2 separate regions of the Homo sapiens genome follow, and region 1 is linked to region 2. Evidence: chromatin contacts called from ENCODE Hi-C or POLR2A ChIA-PET data. All regions are on one chromosome and are shown on one strand. The core of a region is the stretch at or near the end of the contact, and the rest is flanking DNA. Distances in the headings are between cores, read along the strand shown. Region 1 has its middle 40 kb from the start of ACYP2. Region 2 has its middle 42 kb from the start of PSME4.

Region 1 (6,535 bases), core at 881-3,380, 60 kb after region 2:
GAGGCTGAGGCAGGAGAATCATTTGAACCCAGGAGGCGGAGGTTGCAGTGAGCTGAGATCGCACCACTGCACTCCAGCCTGGGAGACAGAGCGAGACTCTGTCTCAAAAAAATATATACAAATACAAATAAATAAATAAAGTGAAAATGGTGTAAAGGAAACAGTTACATATGCAAAGGATCAAAAGGAATTAAAATACTTAGGAGTGAATTAAAATAAGTGCAAACCTGTAATCTGAAAACTATCAAATATTGTTGAAAGAAATTAAAGAAGATCTAAATAAATGGAAAGACATCCCATGTTCATGAATTAGAAGACTTAACATTAAGATGGTAATATTTTCCAAATTAATCTACAGATTCAATGCTATTCCAATCAAAATCCTAGCTGCCTTATTTTATTTATTTTATTTTATTTTTGTGACAGGGTCTCACTCTATACCCAGGCTGGAGTGCAGTGGCATAATCACAGTTCACTGCAGTCTTCACCACTCCAGCTCTAGTGATCTTCCCACCTCAGTCTCTAGAATCCAGCTACCTTTTGAAATTCTTTCTTTCTTTCTTTTTCTTTCTTTCTTTCTTTTTTCTTTCTTTCTCTCTCTCTCTCTTTCTTTCTTCTTTCTTTCTTTCCTTCCTTCCTTCCTTCATTATTTTCTTTCTTCTTTTTTTTTTTTTTTTGACAGAGCCTCACTCTGTTGCCCAGGCTGGAGTGCAGTAGCACAGGCTTGGCTCACTGCAACCTCTGCCCCCTGGGCTTAAGCAATTCTTGTGCCTCAGGCTCCTGAGTAGCTGGGACTACAGGCACGTGCCACTGTGCCAGGCTAATTTTTGTATTTTTAGTGGAGACAGGGTTTCACCATGTTGGCCAGGCTGGTCTTGAACTCCTGACCTCAAATGATCTGCCTGCCTCAGCCTCCCAAAGTGCTAGGATTACAGACGTGAGCTGCCAAGCCCAGCCCCCAGCTACCTTTTTTAAAAGTGGAAAATTTAAGCTGATTCTAAATTCATATGGAAATGCAAGGTACTCAAACAATCTTGAGAAAGAACAAAGTAGAAAGACTCACACTTCCTAATTTCAAGACTTACTACAAAGGTACATTAATCAAGTGAGTGTGGTACTGACAAAAGGCTAGACTTATGATCAGTAGACTAGAATTGAGAGTTCAGAAATAAACTCTTATATTTACAGTCAATTGATTTTTTGACAACGGCGCTAAGACAATTCAATGGGAAAAGAATAGTCTTTTCAGCAAAATGGTGCTGGGACAACTGGGTATCTACATACAAATGAATGAAGGCGGACTCTGACTTCACACCATATGTAAGAATAAATCAAAATGAGCCAGGTGTGGTAGTGCATGCCTGTAGTCCCAGCTACTTGGGAGGCTGAGGTGGGAAGATCTCTTGAGCCCAGGAGTTTGAGTCCAGCCTGGGCAATGTAGGGAGACCATACCTAAGGAAAAAAAAAAAATTAACTCAAAATGGATCAAAGACCTAACTACCAGAGCTAGAAGTACAAAACTCTTGGAAGAAAACATAGATGTAACTCTTTATGACTTTGGAAAGGCAATGCTTTCTTGGGTTTGACACCAAAAACACAAGCAACAAAAGGAAAAAGTAAATAAATTGGATTTTGTGAACATTTAAAATTTTTGTGTTTCAAAAGACACCACCATCAAGAAAGTGAAAAGGCAACTCATAGAAGGGGAGAAAATTTTTGCAAACCTTATATCTGATAAGGAACTTATACCTAGAATATGTAAATAACTATTACAACTCAAAAATAAAGACAATGATTAAAAAATGGGCAAAAGGTCTGAACAAAGATTTCTTCAAAGAAGATTTACAAATGGCCAATAAGCACATGAAAAGTTGCTTGATGTCTGATGTCATTCATTATTAGAAAAATAATCAAAACTACAAAGAGATACCACTTCATACCTACTAGAATGGCTAAAATGAAAATGATGGAAAATAACAAGTGTTGGCATGGATGTGGAGACATTGGAACCTGCATATAATAATGGTGGGAATGAAAAATAGTGCAAATTCTTTGGAAACAGTCTGGCAGTTCCTCAAGAAGTTTAACATAGAGTTGCCATATGACTCAGCAATTCCACTGCTAGGTATATACCTAAAAGAAATGAAAACAAGGCCGGATGCAGTGACTCATACCTGTAATCCCAGCACTTTTGGAGGCTGAGGTGAGGAAATTGCTTAAGGCCAGGAGTTTTATATCAGCCTGACCAACATAGTGAGACCCCCATTTCTACAAAAAATATTTTTCAAAATTAGCTGGGTTTGGTGGTGTGCACCTGTAGTCCTAGCTACTTAGTGTGCTGAGGCAGAAGGATCACTTGAGCCCAGGAATTCAAGGTTATAATGAGCTATGATTGGGCCACTACACTCCAGCCTGGGTGACAGTGGGAGATCACATCTCTAAAAAATAAATAAATACCAAGGTGGGAGGATCACATGAGTCCAGGAGTTCGAGACCAACCTGGACAATACAATGAGACCTCATCTCTACTTTATTTTAAATAAGTAAATAAAAAACCAAATTGATTGTGGTGATGGTTGCACAACTCTGTGAATATTATAAAAATCACTGAATTGTACATTTTAAATGGGTGAATTTTATGGTATGTTAATTATATATAAATAGAACAGAATTTGTGTGTGTGTGTGTGTGTGTGTGTGTGTGTGTGTGTGTGTGTAACTGTATTAGACAGGATTCTCCAGAGAAACAGAACAAACAGGATGTATTTATATACAGAAAGAAATGTATTTTAAGGAATTCGCTCACACAGTTATGGAGATTGACAAGTCCAAAATCTGCAGGGTGGGCCAGCAGGCTAGAGATGCAGGGATGAGTCAATGTTGCACTTGCGGTCTAAAGGCTGCAGAATTTACTCTTACTCAGGGGAGGTCAGGCCTTCAAATGATTGGATGAGGTTCACTCACATTATGGAAGGCAATCTGCTTTACTCAAAATCCACTGATGTAAGTCGTAATCTCACCCAAAATACCCCCACAGTAACATCCAGAATGATGCTTGATCATGTATCTGGGCACTGCGGCCCAGCCAAGTTGACACACAAAATTAATCATTATAATGGCCTATTCTTTCTACTTTCTCATTGGTCCTGGTGACTGGATAACTTTAGGAAGTGGCATTGTTGATTCACCTAAAAAGCAGTTCTAAATATAGTAGCTATTCACAATAAAAGTTCAACGGACGGTGTGTGCCTGATAGGCTACTTAGGCTATTAACAGATTTAGTAATGGAGGTTATAAAAATAATTCCTAATAGGCCAGGAACAGTGGCTCATGACTGAAATCCCAGCAGTTTGTAAGGCCTAGGAGGGTAAATCGCTTCAGCTCAGGAGTTCGAGACCATCCTGGGCAACATGGTGAAACCCCGTTTCTACTAAAAATACAAAAATTAGCTGGGAATGGTGGCACATGCCTGTAATCCCAGCTACTTGGGAGGCTAAGGCATGAGAATTGCTTGAACCCAGGAAGTGGAGTTGCAGTGAGCAGAGATGGCACCACTGCATCCTATCCTGGGTGACAGAGTGAGATTCTGTCTCAAAATTAAAAAAAAAAAGAAAGAAAAAAAAAAAGGGTGGACACGGTGGTTCATGCTTGTAATCCCAGCACTTTGGGAGGCCAAGGCAGGAGGATCACCTGAGGTCAGGAGTTAAAGACCAGCGTGGCCAATATGGTGAAACCCCGTCCCTACTAATAATGCAAAAATTAGCCAGGTGTGGTGGTGCATGCCTGTAATCCCAGCTACTCAGAAGGCTGAGACAGGAGAATCACCTGAACCTGGGAGGCCGAGGTTGCAGTCAGCCAAGATCACGCCACTGCACTCCAGCCTGGGCGATAGAACAAGACTCCATCTCAAAAAAAAAAAATTCTCGTAATAAAATGATATAATATTTACCTCTAGAAGTTTCCCTTTTCGTAAACCTTTTACATAACTAAAGGTTATAAAATATGTCACTCATATTGATATTTCTCTTTTTTATTAATCTTTATATTTTATGAGTTCTTTGTAGCAGATATTTCGAGTTTTGCATTATAAAAAGTGTTTTGATTTTAGATTTAATATTGTTTTTAGAACATTCATTAGGGCCAAAAATGAAAATGTTCCCATCTGGAAAATGATGCATTTGTACACAAGTTGAACTCTCATTTCTTTGCATAATTACTGCTTAGTTTTTCATATGTAAAATATTAAATCTGGTGGGGAGCTTATGTAAGTGTAAAGAAAGTATTCTGGAAGAAGATGCCAAACTGATAACACCAGAGAAATGAAAAGGTACTGGGCTTGAGAAAATGGCGGGGGAAGTCCAAAGAGAACTTCAAACTTATCTGCATTGTATTTAAAATTTATACGGAGAATATATTGTATGCATTACTTACACAATTAGCAATTTAAAAATAGCATATCTAGTCTGATTTCCTTATTTTGTAGATTGCAGAATGGTGGCTTAAAGAGATTGAGAAGCTCATGGAAGATCGCACTGCTAGTTAATGGCAGAGAAAGGACTGGCAGCTAGGCTTCCAGTGGCCCAGTCCCTAACTAAATAATCTACCCAGACAATAATGTACTAAAAACATCAAAATAGGCATCACAAAATATTGAATATAAAAATATTAACTAGTCTAGAAGTTTAATAGATTTTTATATAGAATATCATTTAGAAGATGAATTTAATTTTTCAGAACCAAGAGAAAGAAAGGCCAGAGTGTTTTGGAGAAGGAATTTTGAAGAACTCATAGACCTGGAGATGGATCAGGGAGGGAGAGAGAGAGAGGGTACAGCAGCCATTTGGCTTGGCCTGGAGTGGAGGTGGTGGCTAGATCAGGGCCCCTTAGGAGTGGTCAAATATAGCTTGCACAGTGTGTGAAAAAGATAACACTTAGCAGCTGTCTATACTGAGTCCTGAAAGTTGTCTTTATAATTTCACCTCTGTGAGCCTTAACTATTTTTATAAATTATTTCTATTTAACTGTAATCCTGAATCGGGTTTTCAGGGTCTTCTAAATAACTGTTATTTGGAAACAAAACCGTATTGAATTTTACTAAAAACACATACACATATAAATCAGGTTTTCAATAATGTGTTTTTCTTTGTATACAGAGCTAATGAAACCTACCCTCACTTTGAGTTACTATTTAATGCATTTAGATTCTCTATCTTGGTTTTTGTTGTTGTTGTTGAAATGTAAGATACATTTTCACAAAATAGAACAAGGTTGAAGCAGAATTAGAGATTTTTGGAAATGGAAGAAGTCCTAGACTCATCTAAGCTAACCTAAGAATTCAAATGACTTGCCTAAGTTCTCATAGTTGGAGCAAAAGACCTTTGTTTGTGACTCCCCTCTACCACTATAAGCTCCTTGGTGCATCTATCCATTGTTTGCTTTATAAGGGCAAACTTGTTGTTGTTGTTGTTTAACATTTTATTTTTAACTCTCTGCCTAGCATATATAGGGACTTATAAATGTTTGTGCAATAAATTAATCTAAATGCTAACTCAGAGCTAGTGATAAAGGTTAAAAAATTATCAGTGCATGCAGTATTGCAGCACGGCTGCTGGAGGTGGGAAGATAATTATCAACAAGGGCAAGACAGCCAGTACAAGGAAAGGGGACTTCTGAGAAGAGGAAGTGGTAACCAGGCAGAGAAGTGGCTTGTGAGGATAGACTGACCATTAGAGTGTCCAGCAAAATTGTTCTGCAAGGGAAGCAGCCCTTCAAGGAGGCTAGAAAGTACAGAATAGGGGAATAATCTGTGTGGGAGTTTGGCTTATGTTCCCAGCAAACTAAGGCACAGAAAGGCTGTGACTTTCCTAAGGTGTTATGTAAATTAGTAGTAGCGCTGGAAGTAGAACCAAGTCTTCTGTGTCCTGGCCTAGTGCTCATTCCATTGAACCACTTCACCTTCTTTAGCAAATAAGAGAACAAGTTATGAAATGCTAGACTAGGACTATGTTCTAAGCAAACCCCCTCAGTCTACTGAAGCAGCAATGATTGCACTTTCTTTTCTTTCTTTCTTTTTTTTTTTTTTCAAGATGGAGTCTCGCTCTGTCACCCAGGCTGGAGTGCAATGGCACTGTCTCTGCTCACTGCAACCTCGGCCTCCCAGGCCTCCTGAATAGCTGGGATTACAGGTGCTCACCACCACACTCAGCTAATTTTTGTATTTTTAGTAGACATGGGGTTTCACCAGGTTGGCCAGGCTGGTTTCAAACTCCTGATCTCAAATGATCCACCCGCCTTGGCCTCCCAAAGTGCTGGGATTACAGGGGTGAGCCACTGTGCCTGGCCAATGATTGCATTTTCTGTCTCATCTCTGACACGGGGAAGTGTGCTGATGCTAGGAAGATGCTAGGACAGCCATCTACTGTCCCAATAAGAAGTGATATCTTCCTAAAAAAAAAAAGTAATAGCTTCCATATATACATATATGCAAATCATATATATATGCGTACCATATATGGTACGCATATATATATATGGAA
Region 2 (6,496 bases), core at 3,129-5,628:
GGAATGGAAGAGAGCCAAGCTGAGCACAGTAACCAGGCTACAAGGAGGACAAATGAATCTAAATGGAATACTGATACTAACTGGCTAACACTTATCATGTACTTAATTTGTGCTAGGTTTATATGAATTATCTATTTAAACCTTCACAGGAAGTCTTTGAGAAATTTAAGGGAAAGAGGAATTCAGTAACCTGTCCCTGGCCACTCAGCTAGTGAAGGGCAGTGTGAGTTTAAACCCAGGCAGTTTGACCCTAAAATCTGCAGCTTTAACCTCAGTCCTACTGGTTGAATTCAAATTACTCTTAGAACAAATACCAGGTTCAGTAGAATGGGAAAAATGATAAAACAAGAGGTTATGGGTAGGAATGGGCATTTACATTTAAAATCTTGGAGGTTGAGCAGATTTGATATCCTAGGAAGGTGGATGGTAACAAGTCAATAAAGCTGAAAAAATGTGAGATCAGCCTGTCAAAAAGTCATGAACTGGCCAGGCGCAGTGGCTCACACCTGTAATCCCAGCACTTTGGGAGGCCAAGGCAGGTGGATCACCTGAAGTCAGGAGGTCAAGACCATCCTGGCCAACATGGTGAAACCCTGTCTCTACTAAAAATACAAAAATTAGTTGGGTGTGGTGGTGGGCACCTGTAATCCCAGCTACTCGGGAGGCCGAGATAGGAGAATTGCTTGAACCCAGGAGGTGGAGGTTGCAGTGAGCTGAGTTTGTGCCATTGCACTCCAGTCTGGGCAACAAGAGTTAAACTCTGTCTCAAAAAAAAAAAAAAGTCATGAACCATTTACCCTGATGGGATTATTGTACATTGTATGCCTGTATCAAAATATTTCATGTGTCCCATAAATATGTACACCTACCATGTCCCCATAAAAATTTTTTTTAATTAAAAATTTTGATAGGAAAGAGAAGAGAGTGGTGTTAGTGTTTGGATTAAATTTCAAAGGAAACTATGTAATCCATTATAATCTCTCTCCTTCCTCCACTTCGGTTTCTCTTTTTCTTTCTTTCTTTTTTTTTTTTTTTTTTTTTTTTTTTTGAGGCAGCAGAGTTCACCTCAGCCTCCTGAGTAGCTGGGATTACTGTCATGCGCCACTACACCTGGCTAATTTTTGTATTTTCAGTAGAGACCAGGTTTCACCATGTTGCCCAGGCTGGTCTCGAACTCCTGATCTCAGGTGATCTGCCTACCTTGGCTTCCCAAAGTGCTAGGATTACAGACCTGAACTACCACACGCGGCCCCTCCCTCCACTTTGGACTGCACATGCCTCCTTTATTCACTTAAGAGAAAGGTGAGGAACAAAGAAAGGCTAAAAGACACGTCACATTATTAATAATCTTGGCTAGTTGTAACAAAGTAAAATAAAATGTCTCAATAAATTTTTAAATCTTTGTTGCTTGGCTTGTCTCATTTTAGCATTGAGAATCAAGCTTAAATATCCAAGTAATCAGTTATAAGAATACACAGGAAATAATATAACACTTTTATTCCCAGAATAAAAATAGAATGCTTTCAGTCCCGGGAGCTCCTTTTCTGTTTTTCATTAAATTTTTTTGATGTTGCTGACACATCCCATTTAAACGTAATTTTTATTTCCTTAGATATTTTTGAATAAAACGTTCTCTCTCCTGCTGTTCTGTAGCAGAAATAATATTCATTGGCACTGTTTGATGACATTTCAAAAGTGTCTCTTGCTTCCATTCTTAGATTTGTGTTACATTTTCCTCCATGAATACACAGCATCTTTTTGTAGTTCTCTCTCATAATAATAGGGAGAAGATGACTCTGATATGCATTTATTAATCTCTTTTAAAGTTACAGATATTTAATGTTGTATCTTGCATTTTGGGGAACCTTTTTATTTCTACTGATTGCCCTTTCCCTAGTGGAAAATGGTCTGTGTCATTTAGCAATAAGCTTTTCTATTAGAAACAACAAAAGATATTCTGACAAATTGGGACACATCAGTGTATTTTCAGCCATTTTATATTCAAATCTTTTTTGGTGTATTTTTTTTTTTAATCTAATCTTTGTTTCTCCATTCTAGAGCATTTTCTTCTTGAGTAGCTCAGTAAGTTATCTTGTCACATTCATAAATGCTTTCAGAGAATTTTATTTGAGTTTTAAATGGTTTCAAGTCTCTTCTAGCTTTTAGGTTGTCTACCTTGGAAAGTTTTTTAACTTGAACTGTACCTATGAACATTTCTGATTTAAAATACTCCTGGGGCCAGGTGAAGTGGCTCACACTTGTAATCCTAGCACTTTGAGAGGCCGAGGTTGGTGAATCACTTGAGGTCAGGAGTTTGAGACCAGCTTGGCCAACATGGTGAAACCGCATCTCTACTAAAAAAACAAAAATTAGCCAGGCGTGGTGGCGTGTGCCTGTAGTCCCAGCTACTCAGGTGGCTGAGGAAGGAGAAACACTTGAACCTGGGAAGTTGAGGTTGCAGTGAGCTGAGACTTTGCCACTGCATTCCAACCTGGGCAACAGAGCGAGACTCCGTCTCAAAAAAAAAAAAAAAATACTCCCAGGCTGGACATGGTGGCTCACACGATCACTTAAGTTTAGGAGTTCAAGACCAGTCTGAGAAACATAGCAAGACCTCGCTCCTATCTACTAAATAAATAAATAATAAACATTAGCCAGGCATGGTGGCACATGCTTGTAGTTCAGCTACTCAGGAGGCTGAAGCCGGAGGATCACTTGAGCCCAGGAGGTTGAGGCTGCAGTGAGCCATGACTGTGCCACTGCACTCTAGCCTAGGCATGAGCAAGACCCTGTCTCAATCAATCAATCAATCAATAAAGCATTTTGTATTTGTCTCTCTGCTCTCCCTATGCTGACTAGAAGCATGACACTCTCCCTCTTGGTACAGCACTGAGGCCGTCAGTCACCAGAATCTGGTGACTCCTCTATCCTCAGCTCCTCTGTTACTCGTCTGATCTACAGTCCTTTAATCCATCATCTCTGTCTGGCGCGGGTTGTTTCCCAAGCCTCCCAGTTGCTTGGCCAGCTTTGGCACTCCTACCCCTATCCTCTTTCTCAACTAGCAGCCAGAGTTTTCCTATTAAAAGCTAAGCCAGGTCAAGTCACTCTTGGCGCTGGAGTGGCTTCCCATCTCGTTCAGAGTGAAAGCTGGTGTTCACAGTAGCCTACAAGGCCCTGAGTGCTCTGACCTGTCTTCTTCTCTGATCTCACCTCCCACTCTCCCTCTCCCTCTGCTCTAGTTACGCCAGCTCTTAGCTGTTCCTTGAATATGCCAAGATGCTCTTACCTCAAGACGTGCACTGTCGTTGCAGGAAACACATTTCGCAGATATATCTATCTGCATGCATGACACGGTCCCTCACCCCTTCAAGGTTTTGCTCAAAATGTCACTTTCTCAGGGAGGCTTTCTCTGAGCTCCTTTTAAATTCAACTCTCCCCACCTGCCCCCACCCCCCGCCCCAGCTTCCACATCCTCAGCAATTTCTGTTCCCTTCCCCTGCCATGTTTTGGTCAATATAACATTTACCACCATCTAATATGTGTGTGTGTGTGTGTGTGTGTGTGTGTGTGTGTGTGTGTGTGTGTGTGTGTGTGTGTGTTTTGAGACAGAGTCTTGCTCTGTTGCCCGGCTGGGGTGCAATGTCACAATCTCGGCTCACTGCAACCTGTGCCTGCCAGGTCCAACCGATTCTTCTGCCTCAGCCTCCCAAGTAGCTGGGATTAGAGGCATGCACTACCATGCCCAGCTAATTTTGTATTTTTAGTAGAGACGCGGTTTCATCATGTTGGCCAGGCTGGTCTTGAACTCCTGACCTCAGGTGATCCACCCACCTCGTCCTTCCAAAGTGCTGGGATTACAGGCATGAGCCACTGCGCACGGCCACCATCTAATAAACTTTAACCGATGTATTATTTATTGCCTGCACTTCTATACAAATCCTTGACTGTAAGTTCTATGACGAGTTTATTTAACAGTTCCAGACACAGAGAAGCACTACAAGAGAGAAAAAAGAAAAAAAAAAAAAAGAGAGAGAGAGGTGAGTGAATTCAGTTAGTAGTTAGCCTGAGAAATGAGAAATTGTACTAAATGAAGTGACACACTGGGAACACTGGATAACAATTTGTGGTTACAATGGAAGGCTTAAGAAACTCAGTGGAGGCTGGGTGTGGTGGCTCACACCTGTAATTCCACCACTTTGGGAGGCTGAGGTGGGCAGATCACTTGAGGTCAGGAGTTCGAGACCAGCCTGGCCAACGTGGTGAAGCCCCTTCTCCACTAAAAATACAAACATTAGCCGGGAGTGGTGGCAGGCACTTGTAATCCCAGATACCCAGGAGGCTGAGGCAGGGGAATCGCTTGAACCTGGGAGGCGGAAATTGCAGTGAGCTGAGATCGCACTGTTGCACTCCAGCCTGGCAGACAAGAGCAAAAAAACTCCGTCTGAAAAAAAAAAAGAAAGAAACTCAGTAAAATTAAGGCAGGCAGGGCAGGTTGGGGAATGCAAACCTTTCAGTTTCTGTGGTTTTCCTTCCTCTTCATCTCCTGCAGTGAAGATGAGGGTGGGGCTAGGGTCAGGATTATCTTCACTTTATTTCTTTTTTTACCTTTCTTTCTTTCTTTTTTTGAGATGAAGTCTCACTTTGTCACCCAGGCTGCAGTGGCACGAACTTGGCTCACTGCAACCTCCACCTCCCCATTTCAGGCAATTCTCCTGCCTCATCCTCCCGAGTAGCTGAGATTACAGGTACCCACCACCAGGCCTGGCTAATTTTTTGTATTTTTAGTAGAGACAGGGTTTCACCACGTTGGCCAGGCTGGTCTCAAACTCCTGACCTTAAGTGATCCGCCCACCTTGGCCTCCCAAAGTGCTGGGATTACAGGCTTGAGCCACCGCTCCCAGCCGTCCCCTATGCCTTTTTTAAATAAGCTCTTTTTATTTCAGCTGGTTGAGTGAGAAATGCTTGTTCCTTGCAAATAAATGAGCAAACTATAATAATAAATTTGTAAAAAAAAAATTTTTTTTCTTTTTTGTTTCTTTTTATTTATTTATTTATCTTTCAAGACAGGGTCTTGCTCTGTCCCCTGGGCTGGAGTACAGTGGTGCAATCATGGCTTACAGCAATCTCGGACTCTTGGCCTCAAGCAGTCCTCCCACCTCAGCCTCTCAAAGTGCTGAGATTACTGGTGTGAGCCACTGTATCTGGCCCCCCATGTTTTTGGTGTATTTTCTCTTTCTACTTCAATATTATATTGTAGTAGATGCCTTGAATTTAGGACAATATCCTAATCTTTGGCTACTCAAAGTGGGGTCTGGGGAGCAGCAGTATACTAGCTATCACTGGGAGTGAGTTAGAAAGTCAGAGTCTTGCTGGGCGTGGTAGCTCATGCCTGTAATCCCAGCACTTTGGGAGGCTGAGGCGGGCAGATCACTTGAGGTCAGGTATTTGAGATCAGCCTGGGCAACATGGTGAAAACCTGTCTCTGATAAAAAAGATAAGTAAATAAATTACAGGCGGGTGTGGTGGCTCACGCCTGTAATCCCAAGCACTCTGGGAGGCCGAGGCGAGCAGATCATGTGAGGACGGGAGTTCAAGACCAGCCTGATCATGGAGAAACCCTGTCTCTACTAAAAATACAAAATTAGCCAGGTGTGGTGGTGCATGCCTGTAATCCCAGCTACGTGGGAGGCTGAGGCAGGAGACTCGCTTGAACCTGGGAGACAGAGGTTGCGGTGAGTCGAGATTGTGCCATTGTTCTCCAGGGAAAAAAAAAATACAAAAAGTCAGCCAGGTATGGTGGTGTGTGCCTGTAGTCCCAGCTACTCCTGAGGCTGAGGTAAGGATCACCTGAGCCTGGGGAGGTGGAGGATTCAGCGAGCCATGATTGTGCCACTGCACTCCAGCCTGGGCAACAGAGTGAGACCCCGTCACACACACACACACACACACACACACACACACACACACACACGGCAGAATCTCAGCCTGTGCCCCAAACCTGCTGAATTAGAATCTGCATTTTAACAAGATCCCAGGTGATTTCAGATGCATGTGACAGTTTGAGAGGCCCAGCTGTAATCTACTCTGTAATCTAGAGTAGATTACACTGAGTTGTCATTATATTTTTGGAGAGATGGGGTTTTGTTATGTTGACCAGGCTGATCTCCAAACTCCTGGCATCAAGTGATTTTCCCACCTCAGCCTCCCAAAGTGCTGGGATTATGGCTGGGAGATACCACACCCAGCTAACTAGAATTTTAAATGTTTCTCATTGCTGTCAGAACAAGCCATAAGCCCCAGCCTGACCTTTATGGCCACAGTAAGATGGACCTTACCTACTTCTCCAGTCTTTCCTATATTAATATCCTGTTCCACCTAAATTGCTTGACTTAATTATTCTCCAAATATGCTAAGCATATTTGGGATGTATGCTCATGGTCTTTGCTTTGTCTGTCTGCTCAGTTTCCACATCTGTTTGGAGGCCACTGCTGCCTGG

Evidence for each region. A loop is a pair of places that touch in the nucleus more often than their neighbours do. ChIA-PET counts read pairs that join two places held with the same protein, here RNA polymerase II (POLR2A).
Region 1: a map of Jurkat shows a loop between it and region 2 (2.7-fold over the local background). The contact joins two enhancer-like sites. A Hi-C loop is called at or near these places in 1 of 168 maps with a recorded cell type or tissue (Jurkat). POLR2A ChIA-PET finds 5 or more read pairs at or near these places in 3 of 52 experiments (HEK293, WTC11 and naive thymus-derived CD4-positive, alpha-beta T cell).

What each region holds. Positions count from the first base shown.
Region 1 is chr2:54,071,906-54,078,440 of GRCh38, forward strand. It overlaps a transcript of ACYP2 not described here. Among named protein-coding and RNA genes, the nearest start is that of ACYP2, 40 kb to the right of the region's middle. RefSeq lists an enhancer at 1,292-2,491. Within about 2 kb of position 2,131, at least 3 of the 41 ENCODE cell types and tissues checked have a DNase peak (open chromatin) inside an H3K27ac peak, as active enhancers do.
Region 2 is chr2:54,009,718-54,016,213 of GRCh38, forward strand. It overlaps a transcript of ACYP2 not described here. Among named protein-coding and RNA genes, the nearest start is that of PSME4, 42 kb to the left of the region's middle. Within about 2 kb of position 4,379, at least 5 of the 41 ENCODE cell types and tissues checked have a DNase peak (open chromatin) inside an H3K27ac peak, as active enhancers do.